Linked DNA regions of Homo sapiens: region 1 is linked to region 2. Evidence: read pairs that join two places in POLR2A ChIA-PET (ENCODE). Cell type or tissue: Panc1. All regions are shown on one strand. Each heading gives the region's core, and the rest is flanking DNA. Links, peaks and the distances in the headings are about the cores only. Region 1 holds the start of LOC124907902 (a long non-coding RNA gene). Region 2 has its middle 240 kb from the start of RBMS1.

Evidence for each region. ChIA-PET counts read pairs that join two places held together with the same protein. Peaks named below come from ENCODE experiments on the same cell type or tissue, not always from the same donor. Only the 100,000 strongest peaks of a DNase experiment are listed, where the experiment ranks them.
Region 1: POLR2A ChIA-PET joins it to region 2 with 11 read pairs; 2 of 35 experiments call an interaction of 5 or more read pairs at or near these places.

Annotation. Positions count from the first base shown.
Region 1 is chr2:160,597,765-160,603,150 of GRCh38, forward strand. The region is part of intron 2 of LOC105373718 (a long non-coding RNA gene); the gene reads right to left. LOC124907902 (a long non-coding RNA gene) reads right to left here and starts at 1,467. Exons shown (of 2, transcript XR_007087275.1): 1 at 1,362-1,467. In Panc1, for the core only: no CTCF peak of the experiment used is centred there; no DNase peak of the experiment used is centred there.
Region 2 is chr2:160,736,010-160,741,395 of GRCh38, forward strand. No RefSeq gene overlaps it. Among named protein-coding and RNA genes, the nearest start is that of RBMS1, 240 kb to the left of the region's middle. In Panc1, for the core only: no CTCF peak of the experiment used is centred there; a DNase peak (open chromatin) is centred at 772.

The DNA.
Region 1 (5,386 bases), core at 189-5,188, 140 kb before region 2:
CCTTTTTGGAGTAGACACTCCAAGTATGTGGGTGGTAGTGATGGTAAAATCTTTTGTGACATATCAATAATATAACTTTACAAGGCCCCATTGGTGGCATGGTTATTGACATCACCAAGAAGTACCCAATTTAATAAACATTTGTTAACACTCTAGTGTGTGCCAGGTTCTACTCACTGCTAAGGAAAAGATGAATGGACGTGGTCTGAAGGAAAAGTGGTGAGACAGACATATATGCATAATTAACATTAATTGAAGGTGAGATAAAAGTGCCAAAATTGAAGTATAAATAAAAAAGGCCTTAGTGGACTGCCAAGCAGGAGGGTATTAAATCTTGTACAGTGAGCAGAGAAACCTGATCTCTAGGCAAGGTTCTTTGTTTTCCAGAAGGGACCTACTCATGTTAACTCAAGTAAAGGAGGGATTGTTGAAAGAATATGAAGATCGCAGAAAATCAAAATGCATCCAGGCCTCATGAGAAAGGGGGCCTGAGGCAGATAAACTGCTGCAGAAGCAATCTCTGGTCCCTCTTTGTACCCTCTCTGTTTCCTCTACTCTCACTCAGCCCTACATGTTGCTCATCCTAGTTTGACAGGACCTTTTGAGTCTTGTATTCAGCCCCACTTGGCCTCTATTTCTCCTTTAGACATAAAGTTAGCAATCTAATTGGTTGCTAACTAGCTGATGGACAGGCTAGCCTTGGGTCAGCTGTTGCTGAGGGGCGTCAGTGTGAAAATGAAGGCACCACATGGCCTATCAGGCTGCCCCTTGCAGGGGTTTTGATAGGGGCAGGTAAGTTAACTGTCTAATATAGGGGGGCAAGTTTTAATTGGCTGTTAAAAGAGGTCCTGGATTTCAACTGGGGTTAAAGGCTAGAGAACAGTTCTGACTTAGATAGAGCATGAGCAAAGACAAGAAATAAGGAAAGTTCAAGTATATTTGGGGAATGACTAGGCACCTAGAGTGTCTGGAGTATAAGATCCACAGGACTGGTGGAGTTTAGAGTGGATTATTAAGTTATGAGGCCAGAGCTAGGGAGTTTAGAGTCTGTAGACAATGGGAAGAGCTTGAAGATGCTTACCAGGGAGATATACAAAAGATAAAAACCTCAATGCACACACAGTAGATGTTGGGAGTGTTCAGCATGGTTTCTTCATGGATAGCCTTTCATCCAGCATCTTAATGGTGACAAAAATCCTCTTATTAAGGAACCGGTCACTTAACAAGAGGAAACATGTATGGTAACAAGAAGGGGATCTCAAGCTTTGGAATCAGGCAGATGTGCAAATCTCAACTCTTCCACTTTCTAGCAGTATATCTTGGACAGGTTACTCAGCCTCTCTAAGCCTCAGTTTTCTCACCTGCAAAATGTGATTAATCTTCAGCCAGTTATATACTGGTATGGCATAATAACTGGAGGGGTTATGGATAAGTTAAGTGTCCATTAAATTGGCTGGGCATGGTGGTTCACGCCTGTAATCCCAGCACTTTGGGACGCCAAGATGGGTGGATCACCTGAGGTCAGGAGTTCAAGACCAGCCTGACCAACATGGTGAAACCCCGTCTCTTCTAGAAATACAAAAATTAGCTGGGTGCAGTAGCACATGCCTGTGATCCCAGCTACTTGGGAAGCTGAGGCAGGAGAATCACTTGAACCTGGGAGGCGGAGGTTGCAGTGAGCCAAGATTGCACCACTGCACTCCAGCCTGGGTGACAGAGCAAAACCCCATCTGAAAAAAAAAAAAAAAAAAAGTGTCCATTAAATTAATTGGTCAGGGCCAGTGTTGTATTTGTTGTAGAGTATAATATTTTGCATGTCATTCCACTTTTTAGGTTTGTATTAAGTTTAATTGGCATAAAGTTCATAAAATGCTTAGCAAGTGCCTGGCACATGGTAAATAGTCATTCCACACATTTTGTTTTTTCTTATCTATTTTTCCTTGAAAATTTCAAATCTCTAATATGAAGAGAGTTTGAGTCAAGGAGCCCTTGAACTGTTTAGTCATACAATGACTTTCTAAGGCACCTAAGCAGCCCCAGGCTGGCCTTGGGTCAGCCTTTTCAGCAGACAGGGAAGGAAGCTCCTCACTGTGCTTTTAGGGATGTAAGTCTTTTCAGTAATGGCTCTTGCTCAAAATGGTGCATGTTAATGCTGTAGATGCCCAGTCATCACTCCTGCATCCTCTGATGCCTGAACCAGTTACTGCCTTCTAAAACTTGGACGTGTTCCGCATTTAGATTCCTTAGTTTTGCAGTTGACAGAGGGCAAACTCATGGTTAGGTTTTATATAGGCGCTCATCATTACGATAATTAGCTGCCAAAGAAAGATCAGGAACATCCAGTGTCTCCTTTGTAAAGTACTTAGTATTAATTCCAGCCAAGAAAGAGAAAATGTAATAATCTGTGATAGGCCCCGGCTGCAAATAAAACAAAAATGTGGTCCTTCTAGAGCTACTCAACTTTACAGATTGAAAGGAATCCAATAACTTTGGATTTCCAAGCATGAGGATCTTTCTAGAATATTAAATCCATTGGCTTTTGAATCCATGGTGTCGTAACCGTGACAGTTTTGGGTGAGAAATGACCTACTGGGAACACCTGAAGCCAGTTTTTATGGAGGGATGTCTATTATTAATAGTATTACTTAGAAAGTATTGTGGTGTACTTTTTTTTTTTTTTTTTTTTTTTAACCCAAAGGGGTTTGGATATTCCCATTGCTACAGCTTAAATAATGCTGCCTGTGATGGTTAATATTGAATGTCAACTTGATTGAAGTATGCAAAGTATTGTTCCTGGGTGTGTCTGTGAGGGTGTTGCCAAAGGAGATTAACATTTGAGTCAGCGGACTGGGAGAGGCAGACCCACCCTCAGTCTGGGTGGGCACCATCTAATCAGCTACCAGAGTGGCTAGAAGAAAGCAGGCAGGACAAAATCCTGCTGTGCTGGTTGCTTCCTGCCCTTGAGCATCAGACTCCAAGTTCTTCAGCTTTTGGACTCTTGGACTTACACCAGTGGTTTGCCAGGGGCTCTCAGGCCTTTGGCCACAGACTGAAGTCTGCACTGTCAGCTTCCCTACTTTTAAGGTTTTGGGACTCAGACTGATCCACCACTGGCTTCCCTGCTCCTCAACTTGCAGACAGCCCATCATGGGATCCAGTTAGTTCTGTCCCTCTACAGAACCCTGATTAATACACTGCCCTTGTGTGTGGCATGAGCAAGATAAAAAATTTGAAAGATACTGCAAAAATATAAGCTGCCTTTCTTGTCACCTGTGACTCTTCCTACTGCTCTTAGGGCAGAGATGAATTGAGTGAGAGAACAAAGTTCAAGGTCAGAGAGATGCAGACCTGAGGACTCCTGGTGTCCCATGCAGACCCATCATCTTCCCTTTTTTCCTCTTTGTTTCATCTATATTTATTCTAAGTAAGAATTCTTTTTCTACTCCTTATCCCAAGCACAGAGCTCTCAGGGTCCCAAAGATCTGTAGCATGACTTTGTTTTTCTCAAGAATTGACTCGACTGTCCCAGCACATATGAGAAAATGTAAGACAAGGGACATGCAAAGCTCTAAAGAGGATCCAGACTGGACCAGACTGTTCCTTTATCACTCCAGTTAAAGGTTATCAGTTCCATGGTGAGGGAACTGGAGAATCATTTTCTTTTTTACATTGTAGTTTATTGTGTACACATGTGTAAAGTAAATGGAATCAAATTCTCATTACTGAATGTAGTTTAGTCATTCTTAGTAAGTCCTCTGTCTTCTTCATACTATCTCAAGTTGAGAAACAATTCAAGGATTGTTATTTGTGATTCCTGAGTCATTTACCTACCTAAGTAATTCAATGTTTTGGTGTCAAGAGTGAGAAAACCAGGCAAGACTGGTTGACAGGCTGATTGATTTGCTGGGTATATTTTGACATGAGTTTATGATTAGTACATTGAGATGACCAAAACCCACCATTTCTTGTTTCTGATTCTTCACCTCAGTGTTGGGGTTGGGTATAGTCAAGTGCAAATGCAAGGAACATGGAAGCACTAATTCCTAATATTCAAGAACAGTGTAATCTGTAATGCAGAACTATGCCGAAATGGCTTACAAAGCCCTTGCTCTTGAGGAGTTCCACAATGACCATTAAAGGTGCCTCTAAAATTTGTGCTGTCTCCTTTAGCTTCTCTTCTAGAAAGAAACTAAACTTTTTAATTGTGGCCTTCTAAAAAAGTTTGGAATCTTTTGTCCAATCTCTACTACTATAGTCTTGTCTGTAAATCTGGAAGAACATCATCAAATGTCCTCTGTTTTTGCCTTTAGCTCTTTTTCCCTACAGATTCCAGATTATGTTGTTCCACTTCCACTGGAAATGTTAGTATTAGAATGCTTCCTTATTCCACCTGCTAAAGCTGATTAAACTCTGTGATTGATTAACTGTGTGAAGTCCCACATAGTAAACTTTTTTTTTTTTTTTTAAAGACAAGGCCTCACCCAGATTGGAGTGCAGTGGCATCATCATGGCTCACTGCAACCTTGAACTCCTGGACTGAAGTGATCCTCCCCCTCAGCCTTCCAGGTACTGGGACTATCGGTGTGCACCATCATGCTTGACTAATCTTTTTTTTTTTTTTAATTTTTAGTAGAGACGAGGTCTCACTATGTTGCCCAGAGTTGTCTCAAATCCTCATGCTCAAGCAAACCTCCCACCTCACAAATTTTAAGATAGATGTGGAGGAGGTACTATCCTGAGGAATTTGAGTCAGTCAACATGATTTGCCGTTCATAAAGAATCCCTTTTCTGGTAACAATAGTTATTCTGGAAAACAATCATTTCATATATATATGTGTGTGTGTGTGTGTGTGTATATATATATATATATTTTTTTTTTGTACAAGCCACACTACTCCCAATATATTCAGGAATTATTTGTGTGGAGACAGAAATGTTAGCTCTTAACAATGAATTTTGATTCTTACAGAATGGTAAGGAAGATTGTATGTAACACATCCTGAATTGGCAAAATATGCCAAAGACATTGGCTTTTCCATAAAAAAAGTGGGAATAAAGTCTTAATATTCTATTGATTATTGGTTGTCGCATAGTTTTTTCCAATGGCAGAATTTCTTGATTACGTTATTCTGTGTTTGGAAACAAACAGCATGTTTAAATTATATAATCCCAGGCCTCTCCATAACAATTGAGTATTATTTGCCACACACAGATTGCAAAACATTATGCTATCTGGAAAGGGTCTGTACTTACCCCATCAGCCCTAACGGGTGATATTGTATCATTCCTACAAGGGTTTCAGTGGTCATTGGTGGGGACTGCAGGGAAGGACAGCTCCGTTCTTTCTGGAGCATCATTGTTTGACAGAGAGTGGAGGGCCAGGTGT
Region 2 (5,386 bases), core at 161-5,160:
TGGAGCATATTCTATGTGCACTGTATATGGATTTGTCATTTAAGTGTTGCTGATTAAATGCTCTGTATTCACTCAACTATCACTGCAAAAGAAGATGGATACAACTTCCAGACTCATCTCTCATCCTTCTTCAAATAAGATTTTCCAGATTTTTTTGCACCTGGTTTCTAGCTAAATTCCATCCGTGGGGGCCTACTGAGAGATTAGACTGCAGGAAGAAGGAAGCAGCCAAGGTATTTCTGCCTTTCTAGTTTGGCTTCATGGGGTAGTTTCCTGCAGTGATTGCATTTCTTTTTGGTTCCACCTCCCCTGAGAAGCCACCTCCATGATTCTAGCTTGAGCTGGAAGGACTGGCTTCTTGGTTCTAGGACTAATGAGTCCTCCCTGTGGGTACTTGTGGCTTCCTGCTGTTGCTAATCTCTGGGTTGCCTCCATTTCCTAATTGGTTTCTTAGCTCTTCCATCATGGTGCAACCAATTCACTATATTACATTTTCACTGTTTGAAATAGCTAGAGTAGTTTCTGTTTTCCTGACTTAACTTTCACTGATAGCATGGAGAATAAAGCTGTGCTAACTTCATTCTTGCATTCACAAAAATTTTTTTCCTCGTCAATCTGAAAGGGCTCTTGTACTCTTAAAAAAATGCACAAAGTTTGACAGAAAACCCATTCAGTTTGTTCAGAAGTATATAAAAAATTAGCACCCTTGTGGCATTTCTGACATGAGATATGTGGCTCATTGTTTGCTTACGGAGACTGATGTCATAGGGTAAGCTCTATGGGTACATAAGAAAAGAATTTCAGGAAGCCACTCTGTGAACTGCTTGGGATTAGATTTCTGAATGATGAGCCCAGTGGTGTTGGTGGAGCAGAGGACAGCACCATATCCCACTGCCAGTGTCAATCAAGAATACTCAATCATGGCTTTGGGGCACAAAGGGCAGGATAAAGAGAATTCCACATGTCTAAGAAGTAGTTTTCTCTGCCTCAAGGAGGGAAAAAACTAGGACAAGGATGCAATCTGGGGTGGTGGGTGGCTGGCTGTCACTCATTTCTTCTCACACACACACAGTGGAAAAGGGATGAAGGGAAGCCTGTTTTCCTCTGAATAGTAACGCTATTAGCCAGAAGGAAAAGATTTTAAAATAATTTGCATACATGATTATTAGAACGGAAAAGGATGACTCTAACACTGCAGTTCTTGACACAACTTTGTGGCTTTCTGTGGTTGAGATAATGTACATAAAGCAGAGACCCTGCCATCTGACTAATTAACTCGGCAGCAGGGAGGGAATGGATGAAAGGATAATTAATAGGTCAAAGACCCAATGCTGTGTTATGATTATTTGAATAATATTATGATAATTTGAATAAAGTACAAGAGTTTGTGAAAATTGGTTGCTGGCTAGAACTCCAGCTGACAAAACATTTGAATCACGCTCATTTTCTACCTCCTGGGTAGCTTTCCTTCCTTCCTGAAAGTACTGAGCATATGTTTGAATATCGGGGGGCTGAGGGAAGATGGGTAGAAAACGACTGTGAAAAAAATACTGTTTTAAATGCCCATGGCAGAATTATACTTTCTTAAATGTCCATAGCAGAATTCCTCCCCTTTCTGTTCACATTGAAGTGACCTTAACCGGCAAACACAGTTGCAGGCTGAGACAATAGATCCTGCGGCATTTGAGTTTTCAGGGACTGTCCAGTGAAATGAGAAACCCAGTGCCTATCTCCTGGTATTTTGTTTTTAGTGAATTACTTAATTATATCACGTCTATGGTTGATGGATTTCCATCTTTAATTGTAAGAATCATTCTTATTTTGAAAACTTTGGGGTTTTAAACCAAGACTATATTTAGAATTTTTAAAACACATTGAATGGGTCCTACACAAAAATTAGTTTGGAAACTATTATGTAGATTATTAACTAATGGACCAGAGCTCATAGTATTCCCATACTTGACAATTATGGGGCACCATATCATATAACATTTCAGCGGCTTTATTTAAAAAAAAAACACTGGAAAAATAGACTTCACTGTCAACATTCAAATAATGATCTAGAATGTGGCTTGAGGAAGTTTAGGGCAACTAATAAAAAAGCCAACCTGTTTTCGACTGCATGAGTTTATTTCCAGCAGGAATTCTGTGTAAGTTTTATTACTTTTGTGAACAAAGTAGCTCCCTTCCACCTTACAGTTAATCCAGTGACTCTCAACTAAGGGTATTTTACTCCCCAGAAGACACTTTGCAATACCTGGAGACATTTTTGATTGTCACAACTTGGAGAAGCTACTGGAATCAAGGCAGAGCCCAGGGATGCTGCTAAGCATCCTACAATGCACAGAACAATTCCCACAGCAAAGAATTATCTGGCCCAAAATGCCAATAGTATTGAAGTTGAGAATCCCGAATTAATCCAAGTGTGGCCTTCAGTGAATTCAAGAATGGAAATAAGGTTGCCTTGTCTAAGATCCTCTTTAAATTTACTGTACTCCTTTGTTCTCCACTTATCAGTTTTAGCTTCTAAAAATAGAGGAAATAGGGCACCTCCCTGCATATGACTAAATGTCTAACTTCCTTTGGTAGCATCTTAGGTACATCTGCTATATGGTTACAATTTGGTTGTTAATGATTAACATTAATTAATGCATAAGGAAAAGTAATTCTTAGTCTTAAGAAGGTAGAAGATGAACCTAGGAGGTAGAAAGATAATATTTTTTTCTAAAGGACAGTTCAGATCAGCAGTGGTCCTCCAGGAGCTATCAGGCTCCTGACAGACTTCTGCAGTTGAGTATAGTAGAGCTGTGAGCACTAAGCTAGCTGAGTATGGCTTCAGAACAAAGCTGGGCTCTGTATCTTCTAAAGAGGCAATCTGGATGCCCACCTGTATGGGGCTTGCAATTCCATATATTCTCACCAGCTAATTTAAAGGATTTTCATTTAGCTTGAAGATTAAACCAAGAGTGTGCCACATATTATTTATTATGACTGGTAGATAAATTAAAGGCATAGCTTTATTTCTGAAGCAGGACCACAAACAGGTACTGTAAGGTCTAGGGGACAGCATTGATAGTAAAGAATATACTATTTGATATTTAAGAATGCTTATCATAAAACTTTAAGAATTTGATTTGTGACCAGGTGTAGTGGCTCACGCCTGTCATCCCAGCCCTTTGGGAGGCTGAGGTGGGCAGATCACTTAAGGCCAGGAGTTTGAGACCAGCCTGGCCAACATGGTAAAACCCCATTTCTACTAAAAATACAAACATTAGCCGGGCATGGTGGCGTGGGCCTGTAACCCCAGCTACTTGGGAGGCTGAGGGAGGAGAATTGCTTGAACCTGGGAGGCTAAGGTTGCGGTGAGCCGAGATCATGCCACTGCACTCTAGCCTGGGCAACAGAATGAGGCTCCATGTCAGAAAAAAAAAAAAAAAAAAGAATTTGATTTGTATTTTGAAAGTAGTGAGCTTTTAACTAGATCAGAATTTCAGTTTTCCAGCTTAAGCATTCTCTCCTTTATTTCACTCCCTAAACATTATTAATATTTAGGTTGCCAAGCAGCCCACAGGAAGCAACTGTATCCACTACTCAGTTTCTGTAAATAACAGTAAATATAGAAAATAGAATATATATCATTCTTATACAGTCAAATTGCTTGATGTAGAACAAGAGATTATATACATGTTAATAACTTGAATGTAACTCTTGAACTACAGATATGTGTAGTTATGTATCACTATGTCATATTCAAACTACAAACATTTATACAGTAGTCATATTGTTATCACTTTGAGAAATAACAGGAGTCACTTAGATGCAGAAATTTTCTTCAGCTATTTATAGTGAGAATGGGGAATAATGGTTTCTCCTATTTTCTTTAGCTTATTAAGCTTTGTATTGTAAATGTGTGTTTGTTACTTTCATGGCCTTAACAGAAATGAAAATTTAATAAAGCCTTCCTGTGATAAACACCACACACACACACACACACACACACACACACACACACACACACATATGTATATAAATAGTTTTGCTGTTGAGGAAAGGGCTTTGAAATAGGTGATAAATGTAAATCCATTGACATCTATCAATGCAGTTGGAGCCTGCATTTCACCAAAGTATGTGGTATTATACTTTACATTTTCATTAAATAAACTATTTACATAATAAGCATACACACATACACATAATGTGGTGTTAAAATATGAAGAAATGATTTGATGCTTAGTTTGTGAATTTTGGACAGATATATCTGGTAGCATTTTCGTAAATTAAAAACACAGTATTTCAAAAACAATTATGTTGGGATTTATATATGAAATCCCAATTTATAAATAGTACATTGAAGAACATGACACCTTCGTAACTTGGGGACTGTCATTATACACTAGTAGAATATTAAAAGCTATTGTCTTGAATTAATGGCTTAAAACTGAAAATGGTAAGAAAACAAAGAATAATAAATAGACACTAAAATAGAGAGACATACAGTTCTATAAGGCTCTTTCCTCAAAGCAGAGATCAACTCCACAAACACAGAAGCAACCAAGAGCAAGCTGTGGAATCTTTTCTTAATTCAGAAAGGGTTTGGGAGACACAGAAGAAGTGGTTAAGTGAGGGGCTCCCTCTGTGATGTTCCTCAATGAGAGGTACCTTCTCCCTGGGTCTGAGTCCCAACACAGGAGAGTGATCAAGCAGAGTTAAGGCCAGGAGGATGAGCCTTAACAGGGAAGCTGGTGCTCCTAAAGCCATCTTGTTCTTGATAGCTCTGAGAAGGGCAACTCTACTGAGTTGTTAACATCAATTAATGTCTGTTGACTGTACAGCAATGGTGAGCCGAGCACTTAGTGACTTAATGACACACTATTATAAAAGCATATGAGCCAAAACCGTGGAATTTATCTGCCAAATAAACTTGTGCTCTAATCCTTGTTTCAGGATCTACATCAAGTGGAACACAACTTAAGAGAATAACTTCAAAGTCCATACAGACAGCTCCTCTTTGCCTTACAGTCCAGTTACTTTTGTCTTCAAGGACATATACTAGCTTTTGTTCCTTGGGACTGTTCCACATGTGAAATCTTAAACTTTAGAATTCCATCCTTCGAACAAACTACATAACCACTTTTTCCCCACTTGACTATCCCAAACCTACTCTTTGAACTTATTAAAACCTGCAGTTGTGAGTTTCTCATTTGATGTCACTTTTCCCCATATCTATACCCACTGTTGGTGTGTTTAGTTATGCTCACCTGCATCCTCACAGATTCTGTTCACCCCTTGATCACTTTCTGTTCTGACCCTGAAAATCCTCAAACATAGGCTAACTAAACCATCTTATTAAAATTCAACTTCCCATCTCCAATCTTGCCCATGTGCT